2 separate regions of the Homo sapiens genome follow, and region 2 is linked to region 1. Evidence: read pairs that join two places in POLR2A ChIA-PET (ENCODE). Cell type or tissue: Caco-2. All regions are shown on one strand. Each heading gives the region's core, and the rest is flanking DNA. Links, peaks and the distances in the headings are about the cores only.

Region 1 (7,474 bases), core at 2,225-4,724:
TTTGTAGGAGCAAGCCTATCCCTACGCACAGACTCTTCTTGGATTTCTAGGAATTTCAGCTTCCTCTCAACCCCCCATCTGAAGGGACAGGGAACCATTCACCTTCTCTGTGTTGTATTCCTTGGCCTCTGAGATTGGTGTTGGGGTTTGTGGAGGGAAAATAATGAAAGAACAGATAAGGGAAGGGATGCTTTGGACGGTAGTGTGGCACAGCAGATACAGCTGCCCTTCCCCTCATCCAGCAGCAGATCCCCACCAAGGGCTCACCAGGTGCCAGACACCGTTCACCGTGCAAGGAAATGGCAGTGACAAGATGGACAGAGTCTCTGCCGCAGGAGCTTACATTCTGTTGGGGAGACAGACAGGAAACAAATGCGCAAGTAAATATGTCATCCAATAACTTGGCATGTGATAAGAGCTAGGAAGAAAAAACATGTGGGAGGGCAGTCGGAGAGGCAGCCTCTGAGCAGAGTCTGAGTGACAGACTGGGGTTTGAATCCTGGCGTCCTGCCTTTTAAGTCGTCTTGGACAAGTTTCTTAACTTCTCTCACCCTCAGTTTGCTCCTCTAAAAACAGACTGATGATTCCCACCTCAAGGAACTTTCGTGGGGATTGAGATGATGTGTGTAAATGTTCATTCGTTCGTAGCATTGTAAGCACTCAAAGAATATTCGTCTCTCCTCCTTTGGCTGTTGAGGCTGAAGGTAGGTTTGTAGGACTTGAGTTCATACCATGTCCGTTTGGGAAGGTTTCCCCAGTTCTTTGAGATGGTGGAATAATGATTCCTAGGTTTACAAGACACAGCCTGACCTCAGTTTTTCTCAGCAGAACCTATGCTCTGGAAAAAAAAAAGGCATGCCAGTATTATGATAAGCAACTTTGAAGAGTATTAGAATTCTCGGCCGGGCACAGTGGCTCACGCCTGTAATCCCAGCACTTTGGGAGGTGAGGCAGGTGGATCACCTGAGGTCAGGAGTTCGAGACCAGCCTGGCCAACTTGGTGAAACCCCGTCTCTACTAAAAATACAAAAATTAGCAGGGCGTGGTGGCGGGCGCCTGTAATCCCAGCACTTTGGGAGGTGGAGGTGGGCGGATCACGAGGTCAGGAGATCGAGACCATCCTGGCTAACACGGTGAAACCCCGTCTCTACTAAAAATACAAAAAATTAGCCAGGCGTGGTGGCGGGCGCCTGTAGTCCCAGCTACTCAGGAGGCTGAGGCAGGAGAATGGCGTGAACCCGGGAGGCGGAGCTTGCAGTGAGCCAAGATCGCGCCACTGCACTCCAGCCTGGGTGACAGAGCGAGACTCTGTCTCAAAAAAAAAAAAAAAAAAAAATTCCTACTTTTTAAATACTGACAGCTAATTCCCATTTAAAAAAAAATTGTGTGGGCCACACAAAAGACATCTGCCAGCCTCTGCCAGTGTGCAGCCTCTGTTTTGGGTTCGGTACAGTCACGGAGAACAGGAGCAGGAGAGGTTCCAACAGTATCGGGCTAAGTCAGGCCAGGGTATCTCAGGGCCTACAGACAGAGAAATCCTTATGCTTTGTCAAAATTGGTGCTCAGTGGTGAGCTAAATCCCAATTTGGGCTGAAACTGAGGCTCGTTGAAAGCATTGATTATCAACCTTTTTCCTCTGCCTGCAAAGCAGCTTCCTTGCATTGCATGGTGGAATCACGAGAGACTCTTGCGGGGGACGGGGAGGGAAGACTAGCAAGGTATGGATCAAAAACACCACCCCTCTCTGCCTTTTTGGAGATTCTGATGTGCCAGTCTCCCTCAGTCCCTGGAAAAATGCTCTGAAATGCATTTTTAGTCTGAAGTTGATCCAGACTTAAACTGTGCCTTGCTACTGTCCTAGCCACGTCCGAATTCAGCTTTGTTGTGGGAGAAATGGGAGTATAGAGAACGTGCTGAGAGGTCAAGAGCAGAGTGAAGTCTGTGGAGACTGGATTACCAGCCTAGCGACACCACGGTCCCTAGTTTCAAGGGACCCTTGTGTACTGGGCCCCTCAACTCCACACCGACCCATGGTTCTTGGCAGAGGAGGGTTGGGGGTGACTGAGGAGAGCCAGGCCTAGGCAATACAAGCTTCTCTGAGCTTCTTAGAATGCAGACATTTAAACAGAAAACACAGAGCCTTCCTGGAGAGCCTTCCTGAAGAATCACTGTGTCAAGACCTGACCATGGGCAAACCCAGGAAAGTTTGCAGCCAGATCCCCATTCCTGTTACCCAACGGGAGGGGCAAGACTCCTAGGACTGGCTAGAAAATTGCTTTGTTGAGTGTTTGCTGTGGTTGTTCCTAAACCTGTCTGTCCAGAAGCTGGACATGCAGTAGGCCCCTGCGAGTAGAAACTTTCCTTGTGTGGAAGTTTTCGCTGGCAAACCAGTCTGGCGGCAGCAGGGGGGTGGGTGGGGTTCTCTGTGTGCTGTTCCCAGGCCCGAGGATCAGAACCTATGTAACTGCCACCTCCGTGCCAGTGGAGGGTGGCGCTAGGAGAATGGACTCAAAACTACCACTATGGGGCCAGGCATGGTGACTCACACCTGCAATCCCAGTGCTCTGGGAGGCTGAGGCGGGAGGATCCCTTGAGACCAGAAGCTTGAGACCAGCCTGGGCAATATTACAGGATGCAGTCTCTACAAAAAAATAAATAACTCGCTGGGCATGGTGGTGCACGCCTGTAGTCCCAGCTACTCCAGAGGCTGAGGTAGGAGGATCACTTGAGCCCGGGAGGTTGAGGCTGCAGTGAGCTATGATTGCACCACTGCCCTCCAGCTTGGGCAACAGAGAGAGAGAGAGACCCTGTCTCGTTTGTTTGTTTATTTATTTATTTATTTAGAGACGGAGTCTCACTCTGCTGCCCAGGCTGGAGTTCTGTGGTGCTATCTCAGCTCACTGCAACCTCCGCCTCTCAGGTTCAAGCAATTCTCCTGCCTCAGCCTCCTGAGTAGCTGGGATTACAGGTGCCTGCCACCACACCTAGCTAATTTTTGTATTTTTAGTAGAGACAGGGGTTTCACCATGTTGGCCAGGCTGGTCTCGAACTCCTGACCTCAGGTGATCTGCCCACCTTGGCCTCCCAAAGTGCTGGGATTACAGGTGTGAACCATCACACCCGGCCTCATTTTTTTTTTTTTTTTTTAAACAAAATCCAAAAACTACCACTGTTGGGGAGAGGTCTTTGATATATCCTTTTATCCTTTTTATCTTAAAACATCACATCAAGTTTACATTTTTCTCTATCATATGGTTTTTGGATTTTTTTTCATTTTAATATAAAGACTTACTGTTGAATTAAAGTATAGGCTGGTATCTCCTGTCGCCCCCTCCCCTGGAGGGGAAGGTGCTTTTGTTTTTTCTTTTTTTTTTTTTCCAGATGAGGTCTTGCTATGTTGCCAAGATTGGTCTCAAACTCGTGGGCTCCAGGTATGCTCCTGCCTTGGCATCCCAAGTAACTGGGATTACAGGTGCATACCACCGCCCGAGGTCCATAGTGTTTTATTTACCCTATTCCGATTGGGCACTGAGTTTGCATTTTAACCTTTGGCTGGTAGAGCAGGTTTCAGAGGCTCACAGAGAGGCTTCTGGCCAGGCAGAGCAGGTTCTCAGGCCAATCATATCTCCCAGGACCTCAGCCTCCCCACCCCCCAGGGATTGGGGCAGACACCAGCCTGCCTCCTCAGTCACCAGATTCCCTGCCCTGCTGTGTGCAAGTGGGTCAACATGAGGGTTGCTTCAGACTGAGGATGAGCTGTAATTCGAGAAGGGTGGAATCTGTGGAGCCGGGAATAACATCAGGCTTTATTAACCAGCTCCCTGTTGCTAGGCAGCTTTCATTAGCCAGGAAGGTCTGCCCTGCAGTGAGCTCCTTCAGGGAATGGCAAGGAGATGCTAATAAGCTGGGAGAGAAGCCGGTGCTAGGGAAGGCTTGCCTCTCCCCTGGGATATTGCAGCCAGCGATATTTCAGCACATTCTGAGATTTGGACTCCAGGCAGTCTTCAGCCTGTCTCTTTTCAGTAAAAGGGATTCCTGGAGGCTGAGGTGGGAGGATCCCTTGCAGGAGTTCGAGACCAGCCTGAGCAAAAAAGACCCCATCGCCACAAAAAGGAGGAGCGGGTTCCTCCTCCTTCCCACCCACAGGGAATGAATAGCTCATTCTCTTGCTATCTAACTCGTGCCTTCCATCTAGAAATGATCTAAGAGGAAGGAGGGAGCTCTGAAGGAGCTGACTCCCCTCACTCTATCTTGGGGCATTGCGGAGGGCATATGGGGATGTTCATAGCTGGGACTTTGGGGTCACACAGACCTGGGTTCACATCCTGGCTGTGCCACGAAGTGTGTAGCCGTGCTTACTCATCTCTGAGCCTACCCCAGAAGGCAGATGTAAGGAACAGAAGAGCAATGCAGGCAACACACACAGCATGGATCTGAGTATGCAGAAGGTGCTCAATCGCATTCTACTTTGGTTTTTATTTTGTTTTGTTTCGTTTTGTTTGAGATGGAGTCTCACTCTGTCTCCCCGCTGGAGTGCAGTGGTGTGATCATAGCTCACTCAGCCTCGACCTTCTGGGTTCAGGCGATCCTCTCACTTCAGCCTCCTGAGTAGCTGGGTCTACAGGTCTACGCGCCACCACACTCGGCTACTTTTTTGTATTTTTGTAGAGACGGGGTTTCGCCATGTTGCCCAGGCTGGTCTCAAACTCCTGACCTCAAGTGATCTACCCGCCTCGGCCTCCCAAAGTGCTGGGATTACAGGCATGAGCCACCACCCCACCCCACATCTGCTTTGTTTTTGAAAGGGAGCATAGGCCGGGCACAGTGGCTCACGCCTGCAATCCCAGCACTTTGGGAGGCTCAGCTGGGTGGATCACCTGAGGTCAGGAGTTCGAGACCAGCCTGGCCAAAATGGCGAAGCCCCATCTGTACTAAAAATACAAAAATTAGCTGGGCATCATGGTGCACGCCTGTAATCCCAGCTCTTTGGGAGGCTGAGGCAGGAGAATCACTTGAACCTGAGAGATGGAGGTTTCAGTGAGCGAGATTGTGCTGCTGCACTCCAGCCTGGGCGACAGAGCGAGACTTGGTCTAAAAAAAAAAAGTGACCTTACAACCTTTCCTATAAAGCCTCCTCGAGCCTTCCCCAGGATTCCATCTGGGAATCTGTGTTTCTGGAAGTTTGGAGCATCTGGAGAATCAGAAATTTGAACATCAGGAACTCAATAAGGAAATTTGATAATATAAAGGAATTGTTACCAATTTTGTCAGTGTAATAGAGGTATAAGTGCATGTTTTTAAGAGTCCTCTTTCAGAGATAAATATATATGATGTCTAAAATTTGCTTCAGAATAATCCAGTGGTAGGAAACAATGGTTGCAGGCGGAGGAGCTGAAGCAAGATGGTCGTGACTTGATCATTGTTGAAGCTGGGTAATGAGTACATGGGCAGCTGTTATACTGTCCCCTTTTCCTTCTGTATATGGTTGGAATTTTCCCTAGTGAAATGTTTTGTTTTTTTTTTTTGAGATGGAGTCTCCCTCTGTCGCCCAGGCTGGAGTGCAATGGAGCGGTCTTGGCTCACTGCAAGCTCCGCCTCCCGGGTTCACACCATTCTCCTGCCTCAGCCTCCCAAGTAGCTGGGACTACAGGCGCCCACCACCACGCTCGGCTAATTTTTTGTATTTTTAGTAGACATGGGGTTTCACCGTGTTAGCCAGGATGGTCTCAATCTCCTGACCTCGTGATCCGCCCACCTCGGCCTCCCAAAGTGCTGGGATTACAGGCGTAAGCCACCACGCCTGGCCTAATTTTTGTATTTTAGTAGAGATGGGATTTCACCATGATGCCCAGACTGGTCTCAAACTCCTGACCTCAGGTGATCCACCTGCCTCGGTCTCCCAAAGTGCTGGGATTACAGGTGTGAGCCACTGCATTTGGCCTAGAATGTTTATATTCACATGGGAAGTATCTAATAGGGAAAAATTGCAGGCATAAAAAAGAGAAGAGAAGTTTGCTGGAGGAGCGTCTTTGAAAAGGTGCAAGGGAGGTGGGGTGCGGTGGCTCACACCTGTAATCGCAGCACTTTGAGAGGCCAAGGCAGGTGGATCACCTGAGGTCAGGAGTTCTAGACCAGCCTGGCCAATATAGTGAAACCCTGTCTCTACAAAAAATACAAAAATGTGCCGGGTGTGGTGGCGCACGTCTATAATTCCAACTGCTGGGGAGGCTGAGGCAGGAGAATCGCTTGAACCCAGGTGGTGGAGGTTGCAGTGAGCCGAGACCGTACCACTGCACCACTGTACTCCAGCCTGGGCGACAGAGTGAGACTCTGTCTCAAAAAAAACAAAAAAACAAGACATAAGAAATGGTGCAGGGGCAGCACTCCAGCCTCCAGCGTGCCGGTGGAAGGTGACCTCAGAGACAAGTCCAACTAGACCATCCCTAGGAACGAGAGGAAGGCAGGGACTGGGCATGAGGTGCAGGGAGGGAAGGCACCTGCATTCATCAGTCCCCTTCGGTGTGGTAGGCAGGGGCCGAGAAGCCTTTCACACCTTGGGATATGCTGTTACTTTTCATCACCCAGCATCCATTGAGGTAGACCCTGATTTTCTCCCTAATTACATCAGAAGCTCAGAGAGGTTTAGTGACTTGACCAAAGTCAAACAGCCAGTAAGGAGAGGAGCCCGTGGGCTGGGCGTGGTGGCTCACGCCTGTAATCCCAGCACTTTGGGAGGCTGAGGAGGGTGGATCACTTGAGGTCAGGAGTTCGAGACCAGCCTGGCCATCATGGTAAAACCCCTTCTCTACTAAAAATACAAAAATTAGCCGGCCATGATGGTGGGTGCCTGTAATCCCAGCTACTTGGGAGGCTGAGGCAGGAGAATTGCTTGAACCTGGCAGGCGGAGATTGCAGTAAGCCAAGATCACGTCACTGCACTCCGACCTGGGCAATAGATCGAGACTCAGTCTCAAAAAAAAAAAAAGGAGAGGAGCTAGTGTTTGAACCCACCTCTGTCTTGCTCCAGACTCTGTGCTGCCCAGGGATTGGTCTGCCTGTGAGGCCTACCCAGGAGTAGAGACTAGAGGGGCGGCGGCATTGAGGAGTTGGCCCTCATGCAGACGAAGCTCTGGTCATTGAACTGTGGGCTTATGGTGTCCAGAGACACTCTAGGAGACTGTGGCTTCCTTACCCAGCCAGCTGAGTGTGCCCACATCAGTGTCCACTGCATGAGAGGCTGGCCCTGGCCTGGTTCCCTGGGTAGCCGCCATGAGCACTGTGCATGCGGACCCTGTCTTGCATCTCCAGCAGGACAAGGACAATGGGATGTGTAGCATGGATTTCATTTCCCCCTCCTTGGTTCTAGGTTCTGGGTTCAGGCGATCTCTCACTTCAGCCTCCTGAGTAGCTGGGTCTGCAGGTCTACGCACCACCACGCTCGGCTACTTTTTTGTATTTTTGTAGAGACGGGGTT
Region 2 (7,474 bases), core at 2,022-4,521, 430 kb after region 1:
GTGCAATGGTGCCATCTCAGCTCACTGCAACCTCCGCCTCCCGGGTTTAAGCAATTCTCCTGCCTCAGCCTCCCGAGTAGCTGGGATTACAGGTGCCCGCCACGATGCCCAACTAAGTTTTGTATTTTTAGTAGAGAAGGGGTTTCACCATGTTGGCCAGGCTGGTCTCAAACTCCTGCCCTCAGGTGATCTGCCTGCCTCGGCCTCCCAAAGTGCTGGGATTACAGGCATGAGCCATCGTGCCTGGCCAGGTAGTAGACACAATTTAACAGGGGTAAAGGATAAATGTATTTTGGTTTCTAATCCTGTTTGCACCTGGGCAGCAGGGTGAAGGAATCAGAATTGTCTGAAGGGTTCCCATGGAGTAGAAGCTTGGGTATGGCCCCATGTGTTAGGTGTCTACCAAAGAAAACGCTTACATTTTGAGGCTGCAAGAGCTCAGGGCAGAGTCCAGAGTGAGGGAAGAGAAGGTCCTGCTGTTCTGAGGCCAAGGCTCTATGAGGAATGTTCCTTTGCTTGTTCATTTATTTGGTGGGCATGGATTGAATGCCGTTCCTCTGCCAGACATTGTGCCAGGTGTCCCCCTTGAACAGCTGAGCAGTTGTATTTCTGGGTGATGGAACGGGCTGCTGATAGGACTATGGGACTATGGGCTGGTCACCCCTGCTATCGTTTTTTTTTTTTTTTTTTTGAGATGGAGTCTCGCTCTGTCACCCAGGCTGGAGTGCAGTAGTGCGATCTGCAATGTCCGACTCCCGGTTCAAGCGATTCTTCTGTCTCAGCCTCCTGAGTAGCTGGGACGACAGGCACTCCCCCACCATGCCTGGCTAATTTTTGTATTTTTAGTAGAGATAGGGGTCACCATGTTGGCAGGCTGGTCTCGAATTCCTGACCTCAGGTGATCCACCCACCTTGGCCTCCCAAAGTGCTGGGATTATAGGTGTGAGCTACCATGCCCAGCCAGCCACCACGCCCAGCCAGCCACCATACCTGGCCTCCCTGCTATCCTTTTTTTTTTTTTTTTTTCCCCAAGATGGAGTTTTGGTCTGTTGCCCAGGCTGGAGTGCAGTGATGCGATCTCAGCTCACTGCAACCTCCGCCTCCCAGATTCAAGCAATTCTCCTGCTTCAGCCTCCTGAGTAGCTGGGATTACAGGCATGCGCCAATATGCCCTGCTAAATTTTTTTTTTTTTTGTATTTTTAGTAGAGACAGTGGTTTCACCATGTTGACCAGGTTGGCCTTGAACTCCTGACCTTAAATGATCCACCCGCCTCAGCCTCCCAAAGCGCTAGGATTACAGGTGTGAGGCACCGCGCCCGGCCAGCCACCCTGCCCAGCCTCCCTGCTATCCTTTCTTTCTCCCACAACTATCCATTGTGATCCTGCTCTGGGTCAGGCCCTCAAGGAAGACCAGGGTACTGCCTCCATGGGCCACACATTCTAGTGGGAGAGACAGACGATAAACATGTAAACGCAGAGACAAGAGAATTTCCCAATATGACCAGCGTGCTGAAGAAACTCACACAGGGCATCGAGATCATGAGCAGCCAGTGGGTGTGTGGGGACTCTGGAAGAGGTGGAAGTCCTCTCCAAGAAAGTGACATGTGAGCTGAGTCCTGAAGGGCACAGGGGCGACCACATAAAGAAGCTGCTGGTGAGAGGTGTTAAGTGGGTGGTGGGGAGGGGGCACGGGGCATGGGGTGGAAGAGTCCTTCTGCAGGGGGAGCAGCAAGTGCAAGGCTGTTCTAGAAGCAGAAGGCCATTGTAGCTAGAGCAGAGTCATGATCCACAGGGTCAGGAGGCCATGACCCACAGACAGAAGCGAAAACTTCTGTGCAATTAAAGGAACGGCTTTCTAGCACTTAGAGCTGCCTGAGGATGGAGTGGGCTGCCCCGAGGGAGAGAACTTCCCATCACTAAGCCATAGTCAAAGGCCGCTGTCCACGGAGGTTACTGAGGATGAGACTCAAGCATCCCAAAGGTTGGCTAGAGGACCCTTCGTTCCTTCTACGCCTTCACGTTCAGGAGCATCCTTGGTTTGGCGGAAGCTGGGGGGATGTCTATGGAGTGCATGAATGAAAGTTCCAGGCCGAGCGCGGTGGCTCATGCCTGTCATCTCAGCACTTTGGGAGGCCGAGGCGGGTGGATCACCTAAGGCCAGGAGTTTGAGACCAGCCTGGCCAACATGGCGAAACCCCGTCTCTACTAAAAATACAAAAAGTAGCCGGGTATGGTGGCGGGTGCCTGTAATCCCAGCTACTCGGCAGGCTGAGGCACAAGAATCGCTTGAACCCGGGAGGCGGAGGTTGCAGTGAGCCGAGATCGCGCCACTGCACTCCAGCCTGGGGGACAGAGCAAGACTCTGTCTCATAAAAGTCCAGCCTCCAGATCCCAGGCAGCGGGGAGTTTCAGGGGTCTGAGCAGCCCTGGAGACTCGCAGCATAGCGTTCTGTACCCCGTCCCGGGTCCCGCGCAACGCAGAGCTAGAGGGAGCCCCAGAGTATCTTCCTCAGTAGATCAGGAGCCCCCAGGCCTCACCGCACCTCGGTTCCCCATTGCCCCCATTGCCCCCATTGCATCTTCCAGGAACCCCTGGCGGGCAGGCTGCTCCTTCTCTCCCCGGGTCCTCTGGGTGCACCTGCCCCGCCCCGCGCCTTTGTTCCGGAGGAGCCGCCTTGGGCAGCCCCCAGGGAGCTCAGGACCCGCTGTACCCCCTGCCACCGCCTCCCGGTGCCCGCCCCTCCGCCCCCTCTCCGCGGCTGCGCCAGGCGATCCGCAGGCAGCGGCACAGGGACCAGGGCGCGCCCCGGGTGGCGGAGGCGCGGCGAGGGCGGGAGCACGAGGACCCCGGACCCTGGATCGGCGCGGGCTCCGGCTGCGCGTGCGCGGCGGCGGCGGCGAGGGGCGCCAGGTGTGCGGGCGGTGGCGGCTGCGGAGGGCGCGGCTTTGTGCGCTGGGGCCGGCCGGGGTGCGCGCGTGCGCGGCAGGACTGCTGCGAGGGACCCCGCCGCCCCGGAGGAGGAGGAGGAGGAGGAGGAGGAGGAGGAGGGGGCTGGGCCGAGGGAGGGGGCGACCGCGGGGACTGAGGTGCCCTTCGCTCCGGGTCCAGAGGCAGCCGCGCGCCAGGCGGCGCAGAAGGTCAGTGGCCCCGGGGCTGGGATTCCGCAGCCAGCCTGGATCGGGACGTGAGTCCTGGTGTGACTGACGGGGAATCGGAGCGTGTGTGGAGTGTGAACGCGTGTGTTTGCAGACAGACATCGGCACGTATGGACGGCGCGAGCCGGTACTGCGTTCCGGAGGAGCCATCCGGCGTCACAGGCTGTGCTGGGGAGGTGGGGTGACCGTCCTCAGAAACCCCCGCGGGCGGGGCGCTGCACACACGTCCACCTATAGGGTGTGTGTGCGTGCGTGAGGTGTGCAGCCCCTGTCAGGATCTGGCGAGAGAAGCTGACCGGGATGGAGGTCAGAGGTAGGGTGTTTACAGGTGGTGGTAGAAGGAAAACAGCCAGGAACCCCAGGAGGACCCTGGAGCTAGGCTGGGCTTCCTGAAACCCCCCATCCCATCCTCGCTCCAGCCTGTGCCTATTGCAGGAAGAGGAGCTAGGGAGGTGGGCTGCCGGCTGAGAGGCCTTGAGGGATCTTTGGGAGCGGGGCCCGATTTCAGCCTGATCCTCATTTCCAGAGGCCTGGATGGGTGTGGGGGTGCCGGCCCTGAGTGGGGGGTCCAGGGCAGGCGTGTGTTCAGGAGACCTCAGGGGTCCGTGTAGACTGTCCTCTGGCTTTGCCAGCACCAGGTGCTGTGTGTCTGGACCTGGGAGCTGGCTGAGGGATACCCTTGCTTCCTCTCATTTGTTTTCTATAGCTCCCCCTACATGCTTGTTAACAAACCTGAAGGGCACTTGTATGCCAGTGGGGTTTGCTGGGATGTGCCCTGTTGAGGGGCTGTCATCAGAGAAGCCTCCATGGGGAATGAGAGAGTTGTCCTGAGCCAGGTGCCAGGGCTCTTGGGTTCTTTGCCTGCGTTGTGACCCTGGGGCCATCCCTCAAGCCCTATACGCCTCAGTTTCCCATGGCGCTTTGCCCTCCCCCTTCTTCCTGTTGCAGGGTGGGGAGTAAACAGCTTGCACAGCTGCCAGGAGGCTGGGAGGCTGGGAGGCGGGGAGGCTGGGAGGCTGGGAGGCGGGGAGGCTGGGAGGCTGGGAGGCGGGGAGGCTGGGAGGCTGGGAGGCGGGGAGTGACTCAGGGTCTGTGAGGTCTTGGGCAGCGATTTTTCAGGCGAAAGTCCCAGCACATCTTCTCGACTTGGGCAGGAGTTGGGGGAGGCTCTGCCCTCAGCTCCAAGCTGTGGTGCTGGGTTTTCTGAGTCCTGGGGTGGGGTGGGGTGGGCATCTGTTGGATTTGGCTGCTCAGGCTTCAAGAAGCTGCCTCTGGTCCCTCCTTCTTCCCAGATATCAAGTAGTTGGAGAGGGATGGGGCTGGGGGGCCTGGTAGCTGGGTGGGATGCGGGGGCGGGAGCTGAAGTGCTACAGCAGCCTCTCTTGGTTCCTGTGTTTGATGTTACTGGGCAGAGACAGATGCTAAGCTTGGGTAGGGTCGGGGCTGGTCTAAGTGGGACTGCTCAGCTCAGCATGTTGAGGCAATTTGGTGGGAGGTGGCCTCAGCTCCAGAGAAGAGGACCCTGCTGCTGGAGGCACGCTTGCAGCTCTCCTCACCCTCTTTCCCATGACCCTGTCTGATCAACTCTGGCTGAGCCACCATGGCTCAGAATGACTTGAGCCTTGAGGGAAAGGGACCCTGGCATGGATGGGGGTGGTGGCAGGGTCACATAGTGGCTAAGCATGAAGGCCCTGCTGTCACTCAGACCTGGGCGTAAGTCCCAGCTCCATCACCTACTGCTGTGGCCGCACCTGCATTCCCCTCAATGGGAGCCCGAGAGAAAGGCTTGCAGGCTGTGGCTTATTTGGGAAGCAATCTCAGGAAACAAGGGCGAGGACATGGGGTTTGAAGGAGAGGGAGGGGAAGCAACAATTTGATTATTCCCACCACTCTCCTGGGCGGTGTTCTGAGGAGCCTTACAGACAGAACTGCTCTGTTGGGGAGAGAAACAGGGAAGCACTTACCCATTAGCCCCATCCCCTGCCAGACAAGGGTGGCTCTGTGGACATTCGCTCCCGTGTGGACTTCCAGATTGCACATGTGTGGGGCTCAAGTGGTTCCCTGTGGGTACTCCACACGGCAGCTTCCAAGAAGGCCCAGCGTGGCCTGACATGAAGCACTGTCCCATTGCACCTGTAAGATGCTGCTTGGAGCCTGTGGGGACCTGGTCATTGCAGAAGTGTTTGGAGTGAGAGGTGGGGCCAAGAGGGCTGGAAGCAGCACACTGAGGTGCCTAACACTGCGTGACCTTGGCCAAATTACCTGACTTCTCTGAGCCTCGGTTTCCTTAGCTGGGTGTTTTAAGTGTTAATAAGGCATTTATTGAATTTTTGAACATGGTGATGGCCCCATAGCAAGGGCTTCACCCGGGGTATTTCTGTGTGGCCAGGAAGACCACATGCCCAGGGTGGCTCAGATAGTCATTCACTCAAGTGGAGGTGGGTCCGCATAAGAGGACCTCTAAAGACCCCTCCCGGTCATAGGACCTGGGGCTCAGGGGCCAGACTGCTGACCTGGTCAGTTCCTCTAGGGCTGTGGCCCAGTTTCCCAGACCTCCTGAATGCTTCCATTTCACAGCCTATGAATTGGAGTCAGCGATGTCCTGCTCCTGGGCTGGCCGCTCAGATATACCTCTTCCTGGGCTCTGCCTCAGGAGGACACAGAGGCCAGCACTGGGCAGAGGAGGGCGAGGGGAGAGGACAGCTCAGAAGCAGGTGCTTGAAGGAGGAGTGGAGGGAGGGTGGATGCTGGCATTTCTGGCATTGGGAGCTGGCATACGGTCATGGGCATGGGTCTGGGCCATAGTCAGTGGGGGAGGACAAGGCAGGGGGCTGGGGGGGGGCAGGAAAGGAAGGTGAGCGGGTTGGCAGAAGGTGGCCAAGAAGCATGGAAGAGACAGGGACAGGGAGTGGGTTGGGCAGCCTTGGCGTATGGGGATTCACAGCGTCTGGGGTGGTGGTAACCAAATGGGAGGGGGATGAGGTGGCAGGAAGGAAGGGAGGGCATTGGGTGAGGTCTAGCTGGGCCTTCCTAGGGCGTAAACTGGGGCAGTGTTCGTAGTTCGTGGTACAGCATCCACAAGCCTCCTCGTTCCTTTTTTTTGAGATGGAGTTTCGCTCTTGTTGTCCAGGCTGGAGTGCAGTGGCGCGATCTCGGCTCACCGCAACCTCCGCCTCCTGGGTTCAAGTGATTCTCCTGTCTCAGCCTCCCGAGTTGCTGGGATTACAGGCGTGCGCCACCACGTCCTACTAATTTTTGTATTTTCAGTAGGGACAGGGTTTCTCCATGTTGGTCAGGCTGGTCTCGAACTCCTGACCTCAGGTGATCCGCCCGCCCTGGCCTCCCAAAGTGCTGGGGTGACAGGCGGGAGCCGCCGCCTCTGGCAAAAGTCTCTTCATCCTTTTTTCCACGGTGTCCACCTGCCCCTCCCAGGCCACCGCCCCGTTTGACAGGGGAGGAGTTGTTTGCAAACAGTTCCTGTTATGAGCGGCGATTGGAGAAGGTCCACAGGTGCCTTTGCCAAGGCCTGTTGCCATGGTGGCATGGTGGGCCTTGTCTGCCTACCCTCTCCCATCTCTGAGCAATGTGCACCCCCCCCAGGAGAGGTCACAGAGTGGGGAAGGTGTCCAGCTGCCTCTTTGCTCACACATGGCCAGCTCAGGCTGGCCTTACAAAGGTCACTGCGTTCATCCCTCTGCCTGCAGGCAGGGTCACACCCAGCCTATGCTGGGAGACCCAGCAGCCGCCGTCTTCATTACAGCCATTTAAAGTCTACTCCGATCTCTGCAATTTGTTTTTAATAAGTTTAATGAAAAATAAAGCAATGATACTAGCCTATTCATCTGCTCCCCTTTTAAAGCGGGCATCTCATGGATGATACTCTTCTTGTCCACACCTCTCTCAGTGCTTTGGTGCCTGTCCAGTAGGAAGTTCTGCCTCATGTCTGATCTCAGCCTGACATGCTGTACTGTTTTTGGGTGTGTTTTGTGTTTCTGATTTTCTATTTGTTGCAACCCTTCAGGGATTCCAGATGGTTCTAAGGGCATTCCTGTCTACCTGCTCATGATCTGGAGCAGTCGCAGGGGCACCCAAGGCAGGTGTGATGCCAACGATACAAGGCTGTGCCGAGCCCCTGGCCCCGGCCACGCTCTGGTTCTGGACTTTTGCAGCTTGCTCTCAGGGCCAGCTGGTTCCCACTCCTTTCCCTAGTTCAGATCCAGGATTACTGGCCTCCTTCTTGGACCATGCTGGGCCTGCTGGCTGCGCTCTGCCAGGTCTGGGTCAGCAAGCAGATGGCAGCAGGCATGGGCACTTGGG

Evidence for each region. ChIA-PET counts read pairs that join two places held together with the same protein. Peaks named below come from ENCODE experiments on the same cell type or tissue, not always from the same donor. Only the 100,000 strongest peaks of a DNase experiment are listed, where the experiment ranks them.
Region 2: POLR2A ChIA-PET joins it to region 1 with 6 read pairs; 3 of 35 experiments call an interaction of 5 or more read pairs at or near these places.

The regions. Positions count from the first base shown.
Region 1 is chr17:2,344,281-2,351,754 of GRCh38, forward strand. The region is part of intron 2 of SGSM2 (small G protein signaling modulator 2); the gene reads left to right. Among named protein-coding and RNA genes, the nearest start is that of SGSM2, 11 kb to the left of the region's middle. RefSeq lists an enhancer at 3,426-4,363. In Caco-2, for the core only: no CTCF peak of the experiment used is centred there; DNase peaks (open chromatin) are centred at 2,335 and 3,651.
Region 2 is chr17:2,773,809-2,781,282 of GRCh38, forward strand. It overlaps a transcript of RAP1GAP2 not described here. Among named protein-coding and RNA genes, the nearest start is that of RAP1GAP2, 19 kb to the right of the region's middle. In Caco-2, for the core only: no CTCF peak of the experiment used is centred there; DNase peaks (open chromatin) are centred at 3,123 and 3,293; H3K4me3 peaks cover 1,867 bases.